2 separate regions of the Homo sapiens genome follow, and region 1 is linked to region 2. Evidence: read pairs that join two places in POLR2A ChIA-PET (ENCODE). Cell type or tissue: Caco-2. All regions are shown on one strand. Each heading gives the region's core, and the rest is flanking DNA. Links, peaks and the distances in the headings are about the cores only.

Region 1 (4,441 bases), core at 327-4,326, 480 kb before region 2:
CTCCTTTTATTTTTAATCTGAGACCATAACAGAAAAAGTGTCAGAACTCAATAGTACTTTTCTTTCCCCATTTCTTTCATACTGAAGCCACCAAATAAGAGCTGTGGATGCAAATTTTAGCAAAATGCTTTGCTATCTACCACTTCTTAATAGCTTCTTATGCACCAGGCACAAGGTTAAGTACTTGGCATTATTTTAACTGATTCAATCAGTACAACGACATAAAGCAGATACTAGCATCCATGTTCTAAGTAGGAATACTAAGACTTTGAGAGGTTAATTTCACATGGAAAATGAAGGAGCCAGAATCTGATCACTAGACCCCTTCTTACTAGAAGGCCGCCCTGACCACCCTAAAAAACATAGATGTGGTGAGTATGATTGGGAAAAAAATGTAGTATAAAGTGAAGAAACATACAGGCCCTATCATGAAAAATTAGGTACAATTAAGATACCAAGTTCTCCCTCTGCCTGAAAGACCTCAGTGTCCATACACCTACAAAAGAGAGTGCAGAAAGACTACCCCAAGCCCCATCACACCTCAAGGCAGGTAGTGAGTAATTTTCTCCTCTTCCCTAAATCTTCTCTCCCATCCTTTGCAAATATTGTTGCTGAAGTGAAGGTAGCTGGTGAGAAACAAATAAAATGGCTGCACATGCTGCATGAAAATTGTCATATTTCTTAGTTAAGTAAAAGATCAGCACAACTCAGAATTCAAGACTGAATGAAATAAGTATCCTGATTAGAATTGCATGCATGCGCTGAGTCAAATGGCTTCGAGTATATACATAGTCTATGAAAGGGAATAAAAGTCTGTTTGTATGTGCTTGGATTTGTTTCTGTGTGATTATGATTAGCATTGCAGTTCTCCAATGAAAGTATCTCCTGCTCAGTAGTCTCTTTTGTGTTCTTCAGTGCTAGTAGCCATAAGAACTAGGTGTCTAATAACACACTATAATAACTACCCATTGCAAATTAAGAATACTCTTACTGCTGTCTGTGCCTTGGAGCCCAGCTTTGGGTTCTGTACCATGTTCTCTTCCTTAAAAATGCTGAAAATTGGGATGCTGTTTCGTTGAGATTTTTCCATATCCCACATATATATGCATAGAAGGTTAAACATTGCTACGTTCTTCTGGTAAATTGCAGCTCACTTACCAAACTATTCAATGATTAAAGAAGAAACGTTTCAGAGGCCTTCTGTTTTGATTTTAGCTTATCGTAATCTGATGATGATGATCCAAGCTTTTATACAAAGGATGACAGCACCATAGTAGGCAACCATTTTGTTGAGGAAACCGGAAACGCTCACCCTTTTAAAAAACTAAGTTACCCTGACTACAGTCTTATTATTTCTTCAGTTTAAGGTTACATTTTCTGCCTCCCACAGACTAATGTCACTTCTCCATGTTGAGAACAAGAGCGGCATTTGGCATTTGGTTATCCCAAACCCAAATCTCTGACCCTTTGTTTTTAGTACTTTGCCATTTTGATTTTGCTTTTTTAATTTGCTTGTGACTCTCTGCTTCCCCCATCTTTTTTTTTTTTGGTACAATGATTCTTACCTTGTCTTTCCCCAGTCCGTTTCTGACCTGGAGAGACGTACAGCATGTTATTGTCAGGACTTCCCGTGCGGGACATTTGAACGCTAATGACTGGAAAACCAATGCTGCTGGTTTTAAGGGTGAGAACTTCTTTCATATTCTGTCACAGGCAAAATATTTTTATTTTTCCCCCATTTTAAATGGAGAGCAGGAAACAGAACCCCTCAAACGAAACTTTAAACTTTGTGCTGACAAACAAAGAGCTTGATCTTTTAGTAAATAAAAGGCAGGTTGATTTTTTTAAGTTAAAACTACACAGATAAGGGAGATTTCTTTGGCTTCCCACATCATAGGTCAATTTTTTTAAAAGATCGACCAACCCCCATGTATAGTCGGCCTATGGGACCCCTGATTAGTTTACTATTTGCTGTCACTGAATATCTAAGTAATATTTATAATAATGTATTTTAAAATTCCTCACCTTCTATAGGACTACTTCCACTTCAATAATAACTGATATATATTGTTCACTTTAGTGTAGCACTGTTAGTTGCTAAGGCCATGCATTCTACAAATTTTGTTTTTGTTTGTTATAAATCTTCCACAAAGAAAAGCAGGTAATAATTCTAAGAAATGTTACTTTATATAAACTAAAAATTTTAATGAAGCTTTATAATGTCCAGTCCTTATGCAATTGTGCACAATATGTAACAAGTACTGAATATTTTCCCATGGCTAATACAGATCATAGTTCCCAAAATAGCTATTCTATTTGTTGTCATAGGTAATATATGTTATAATAAAAATAAAATTAGCTATATAAAACATATATCCTAAAGTTTAGTATATCTACTCAAGTTGTAAGTGACCTAAGTTATAATAAGGTTTTAATTCATTAATCTAACTTGTAACAAACATTAATTTGTTTATATCTACAGACTTAAAACATATTCCCAAATAATCTTAGTATCATCATATATCTGTATGGATGAAATACAGTGTTCCATAGCACAGGGCACATCTCCTTAAAAATTGAGGTTCTGATGGTCAGACCGTTGGTAACATGGTCCTGGGCAAGTCATTTAATTTTTAAGGGCCCTAATAATTTAAGCATTTTGGATGCTAAGTAATATTATCTACGTATCATATCTTACATATGATCTTTATATATCCTTATATGAGCAATATATGCAAATATTTCTGCCAGAATGTATATTTTTAAAATTACTTGTAAATAATTTATTATAGACTCATGCTGAAACAAAACCTATAAATATCCTAGATAACCAGTGCCACATTAATAATTATTTGATTAATATCTTCACAGAAAGCTTCACTCTATTTTTAGGAAAAGAATATTTCTCTGCTTTGAAGTATTATCAAACACCTTTCCATGCATGTAAACTATATAATGCAGCAGTGTTCAATGAACTTTTAATCTAGAGTTGTAAATACCCGTTGGCATTGCATTCTCTGAAGCCCAAATCAGGAGATTTGATCCCAAAATTGTAATTGTATGGGAGACATCAAAATTATTTGAAATTTCGGTTGTTCCGGAAAATCCAGGATGTAATTTGCCATATGTATGTTTCATTTTGATTAGCTTCCACATGCTCCCAACTCGTACAATATAAATCCATGAGGCTGCAGGGGAGAGAAGGAGCTGACACATAACCTTAGCTAGTTGAAAGCTGGAATGAACTTCTTAGTAGAAGGATCACAGACTAAGGACATTAACCTCCATGAAGCTGAAGAAACTTTAACCCGAATAAATATCTTAGTTTTACTTATTCCTTTTTGGCAATTTAAAAAGAGCAAATGGTTCTAACAAAAATGCAGCTCTTCTGAAAACCTCTGTTGGTTTAGGAGAGGGGGAGACAGAGGGTTTAGACTAAGTCACCAGACCCAAACCTGAATCTAAAGGGGTTTGTGCACTGCTTTAAGGAGGAAACGGTATTTTACTATTGCACGTGGCAATATTTAGTATAATATTTCACTCTTCTCTTAGATGGCTGCCAAGAGTAACAATTAAAGTTTGCTTTTTCACAGATGAATTATTCTGAATGGGCTGGGCTCCCAGTGGGATTGTTTTGTAATTTTGTTGATGGCGAGTCCCGTATTTCATCTAAACAGGATCATAATAAGATGACTTAAGAAAAAAAAAAAGTTATTCTCTACTCTAAACGTTACCATCCCCTCCCTAGAGTCCCACAGATAAATGTGATTAAGGCAGAGGCTAGCAGGAGAAGCAACATGCTTTGGGGAAGTGGAGAATGCAGGGTACTAGGACTGCAGAAAGATGCTATGACTTTTTATGAAATAACATCTGAAAGAACAATAAAGAGCTAATGGTTAGAAAAGGTTCCTACAACAAGAGCTCAACAAGGGCTTGTATTTAAATGAGGTCAGCCGGCTTTTGCAGGTCTTGCTTAGCAGGAATCCATAGTCACGTATTTCTCCTTAGACTGGGAAAACGGAAGTTGCCTGCCTACAGAAGTGTGTGGTCCTGGGTGCCCTTCTTTGTCCCACCCAACTCAGCCCTAACACTGAGTAAAATATATGTATGAAATGAATCTGAAAACTCCTGTTCTTCCTTGGGCTTACTTTTGTTTTCCCAGTGTTGAGTAATTTATTAATAACTTGTTGGAAAAGTAGTTTAAAAAAAAATAGGAGAACAATTTCACAAATTGCTCAATAGGTACCTGCCAGTAATAGGGACATCAGCGTCACCCATCAGAATTTCTTTCTCATCACGTAAAGCAGAAGCCACTTAGAGTAGCAAACAACTCAGTTTTGGAGTTCAGACATCACTAGACTTGATAGTCTTTGTTATCACTGATAACTTCAGTAAAGCCAACACCCCAATGAATAGTCTCTACCAAAACCCTACCAAATCC
Region 2 (4,441 bases), core at 157-4,156:
AAGTAGCTGTAGACAGTACAAAAACAAGTTTGTGTGGCTGTGTTTCAGTACCACTTTATTTATCGGCACTAACATTTGAATAATTTTCATGTGTCATGAAATATTCAAAAAAAATTTTTCCAACCCAAAATGTAAAAACCATTCTTAGCTTGCAGTGGTGAGCGAGACTTAGCTGTGGTTTGCCACCCCACCTCACTAGAGGCCTACAGACTTGAAATCTTGTTGGCATTTTAAAGGGCATATGAAGACTATAAAGGAAATATTTTGTACATGAAAGTAATACTCATATTTAATTTTAAGCCTATGATCAGATTACGGTGTTTTAAAGCAGATCACTTTTTATAATGCATGCGAGAGAGGAATTCATGAATAACTGAATGCTACCAAATGATTTTTGAGTAGGCCACCTTGCACTTGAGTTCTTGGCACTTAAAAGGTAACCTCTGGAGCTGAGTTTATGGCCTGAAACTCAGAGAGCTACCAAACATGCAACACGGATTCTTAAATTTCACAATGTGGTGGTCACCAACATTCATCAGGAAAATGATGTTAAAAGACCAATTTACATAAAATATAATGCCCAATTTGACAACTAAAATAAAGTTGACGTGGATTAGAAAGCCCGGCTTCCCTTTGAGAAGTTAAAGGAGATTCTGGTAAACAAGAACAAAACGGGCACTTAGCTGATGATGGTTTTACACCTTGTGTGGTTTGTGGCTGTCCTAGTCAGGCTTAGGATTTTAAAGGTGGAGTCAAACAGGGGAAACTTTCCTGGGGAGAGTTGAGACCTGTGTACTTTAAACCTAATGCAATCACCAAAAGGAAATCCAGCTAATCTATGGAAACAAATCCACTCATACTTAACAGTGGATTAAAGGTATCTTACTGGTAAACACCAGTCTAAGGGACAAAGTATCACTACACCGTGTTAATGAAGTATTGAAATGGAAGGTCCTACTTTCTTGCTAAGGCTCAACTAAAATCTTTGAGGCACATAATTGGCAAAATAGGAAAGTACACACAATTTCATAAAATATCTTAAGAGTAAACAAACTTTCTATTTTTCCCCTTAGAAATTTAGAATGGCACCAGGTAGTGCAAAGTGGAAAAAGGTAACATCAGCCCTGTCTCTTTCAGGTAGATATGTTTCAACAGAACCATGAACCAGAAAAGCATCCTCTTCTTCCAGCATGGCCAACTAAGGCTTTTCTTTCAGCTTCAAGTCAATACTGCAAAGAAAAGAAAAAGAGAGAGAAACATGAGAAACCAAATGAGAGACATTTAGTAATGATTTGGGTAGCACTGTGTTTGCTTTTTTCCTCAAAGGACATACTGAAAATATTTAAATCATGCAAGTTTCTTATAATAGAAAAATCTGGTAAAACCCAATCCTCCTCTTGTCAGGCTTTTCTCCAACATATGAAATCTGTTTAGTTCTACAAAATCGTTTCTGGAAGCATTTTACACCTTTTCAAAATGATCCAGGGAGGTAAAAAACTCATGTAAAGGCTCATTCCCAAAGTCAATTAAGATAAGGAGCATTAGTGTATTCCAGAAATCATGCCATTTTATTTAATAAGTGACCTTTCCTTGTGAAGCAAACAAATGTTCTGCCTCAAGTAAGTAATGTCTGACAAGCACTAAATAGTAAGAAATGGTAAACAACAAAACAACACCAAACATTTTCTAGAAGCCAAAGGAATTGACTGAAAGGGGTTAGCCTACCTTACTGAGATGGATGTTTATAACTAAAGAAAAGCTTGTTTTTCAGAAGGTCAAATGGGTTCCCAAGTATCTGAGGAGTAAGCCTAAAACTCACTCGAATCACGTCTCTCTTCTGCTTCTTAGTGAACACAGCACAACTTCCTACCGCATCCACCCAAGAGGAAGAAAACCAAAAGCCAGTAAATAGAGGAAGAATTTCAGTTGCGATAAAAGAGAAACTATTAGTTTGCAAAGGGTGATTTGGCACGTATCTGTGGATTTTGCTTATCTCTGCTCCCTGAGCCATAAGCTTGCATGTTGCAAAGGTTACTGTGCTTTACTTGTGGAATTTGCGGCAGCTGAGCAGTGTTCATTCTAGAAGCTTTGCAAATAAAGCCACTGGCAACTCACGCTGCCTGCCCATCCAGTTTACAGTAGTAAAGTATCTTTCCTTTGAAATATAGTCAGCAATTCCGTCACTTATTAGCAGTGGGGACTTGGCCAAGTCACCCACCTTCTCTAAGTTTCCATTTCTGTATCTGTAAAATGGAACGGTCATACCGCTTTCACAGCTTGCTAATGAATAAGTCTAAAGCATTTTCAATTGTACATAATGAACATATCATAATGTCTGTTATTATTAGCAGCAATAGTACCTCGGTGGATTTTTTTTGTTGTTGTTTTGTGTGTGTGGTTTTTTTTTTTTTTTTTTTGAGATGGAGTCTTGCTCTGTCGCCATGCTGGAGCTCAGTGGTGCGATCTCGGCTTACTGCAACCGCCGTCTCCTAGATTCAAGCGACTCTCCTGCCTCAGCCTCCCGAGTAGCTGGGATTACAGGCAGACGCCACCATGCCCAGATAATTTTTTGTGTTTTTAGCGAGACGGGGTTTCACCCTGTTGGCCAGGATGATCTCGATCTCTTGACCTCGTGATCCGCCCACTTCAGCCTCCCAAAGTGCTGGGATTACAGGCATGAGCCAGCATGCCCGGCCCCTCAGTGTTTTTTTGAAATGAGCAAATAGCTCTTCGCTTTATTACCCTACTTGCAACAATCTTGTCTCCTTTGGAAAGCCAAAATCATCATGAATATTTCTAGTTTTCAGGCCCTCTGACTTGTTTTCTTACCTGCAGAGTTTGCTTTAGAGGTATCCTCTTTTTATCCACTGTGACCCCGACATCTTTTTCATATACCTTTACAAAACAGGTCATTTAAAAAATATACTGTTTTTGCTTTTAAAAGGTCCTTCCTGTTCCCGGAAATCTGTAGTAAGTTTGATTTGGTGATTGGAAATTTGATTCTTTCTCTCACGGTGTTGGTTGACTTTTTCCCATAGATGAAGAGAATATTTACTAAACCAAAATTTGGGGCACATCGTCTAAAAACTGCGAGAGTGGGTCAGAATATGTGAAATAGTCTTGGAAGCTTAAAAGAACATGGTCACCTTGTTTCACCATCGGGCCCCTGAGCTAACACTTACACCAGGATGCCCATCTCGATTATTTTTCGTACTGACTTTTTTGTAAATCTTCTAGGATTTAATTCATCCCTTCAGCTTTCGTTAACTCAAAAGCTAAAAGACTGGAACCTGTTTACCCAGTTTATGAAATAAATGAGATAGTCAAAAGTGAACAATTTTCTTGTAAGTAAATACAGGAAACCACTTGGAAGGTTAATATTTGAGAGAACAGCAACGTTGTGGAGTTAACAAAGCTATTAACAATGATGCTAATTTAAGCTTCTTCAAATAGAGCCACTCTTGATCACTGTACTTTAAACAAATATGTAAAAATATAAAAAGGCATGTTGCAAGTTTTGGAACATGAAGAAATTCATAAAATCCAAACCTAAAAGGGAAGGAGACAAGCACCCAGGGCTATTTAAAAATAAATAAATAAATAAATACATAAATAAATAAATAAATAAAAGTATCCTTTTTGGAAAAAAGAATACTTTTAATTAGAATTGAATATTCTTAATCCTCGGGCAAATGGGCTTAGTTTTCTATAAGCAACTTTTTCCTGAGACAGAGCAACCTTCTGATAATTTTACAATAGGCCATTTTTGTGTCTAACACGTATTAAATGAGGTTCCTTACAAACTGTCAGACAATATTGTTTAATGATGAATAAAAACATTTGCATTTTATGTAGAAAGAAGAAAATGGGCATAACCTTCCCTTCTGTCTCTGAGGAAAATGAGAGGCCACTACGATAACAGCACACACTCCATCTTATTCTTGGACTGATCGAGCCCATTGGAAGAACCCTTGCCCATTTTGCAGTGTATTCATTCAACACTAGCTCTGGAAGGTGTAAAATGCTTCCACACAGAATGCTCCTCTGTCCTTGATGGCCTACAGTGTAAAGGTGCCAGAAGAAGTAAATGCAGCCCTTATTCTAATACCAAAGAAAGCCAGAAATCCAGGACTGGAAGTCAGAAAAAAAAAAAAAATTCTTGGTTACTCTTGCCCCTTATCCTGATCTCATCATCCACACTGTGATCTTGTGCCTCTTAAGGGCTCAGGAAAGAGAGGGCTGAAGAAAGGGAAGACTTGAGAAGAATATGTTCTTCTAAAAAGTGGGAAGTAACAATAACAATTTGTAGTATCCCTCCCTCCTCCATGCCCAGCCCTGAAATGAACCCAGACAGGAAGCAATGGTTGCCCTCTTCCCAACCAAACAGCCCTACGTAGGAATAAGAAGCAAGACAGACAAGGCAAGCAAAGAAGTGGGTAAG

The links. ChIA-PET counts read pairs that join two places held together with the same protein. Peaks named below come from ENCODE experiments on the same cell type or tissue, not always from the same donor. Only the 100,000 strongest peaks of a DNase experiment are listed, where the experiment ranks them.
Region 1: POLR2A ChIA-PET joins it to region 2 with 6 read pairs; 2 of 35 experiments call an interaction of 5 or more read pairs at or near these places.

The regions. Positions count from the first base shown.
Region 1 is chr9:76,132,529-76,136,969 of GRCh38, forward strand. It overlaps PCSK5 (proprotein convertase subtilisin/kexin type 5), which reads left to right. Exons shown (of 38, transcript NM_001372043.1): 10 at 1,581-1,684. Among named protein-coding and RNA genes, the nearest start is that of PCSK5, 240 kb to the left of the region's middle. In Caco-2, for the core only: no CTCF peak of the experiment used is centred there; no DNase peak of the experiment used is centred there.
Region 2 is chr9:76,613,372-76,617,812 of GRCh38, forward strand. It overlaps PRUNE2 (prune homolog 2 with BCH domain), which reads right to left. Exons shown (of 19, transcript NM_015225.3): 19 at 1-1,229. The coding sequence ends at 1,199. All of the region lies in intron 5 of LOC105376095 (a long non-coding RNA gene), which reads left to right. Among named protein-coding and RNA genes, the nearest start is that of PCA3, 150 kb to the right of the region's middle. In Caco-2, for the core only: no CTCF peak of the experiment used is centred there; DNase peaks (open chromatin) are centred at 2,080 and 2,650; H3K4me3 peaks cover 835 bases.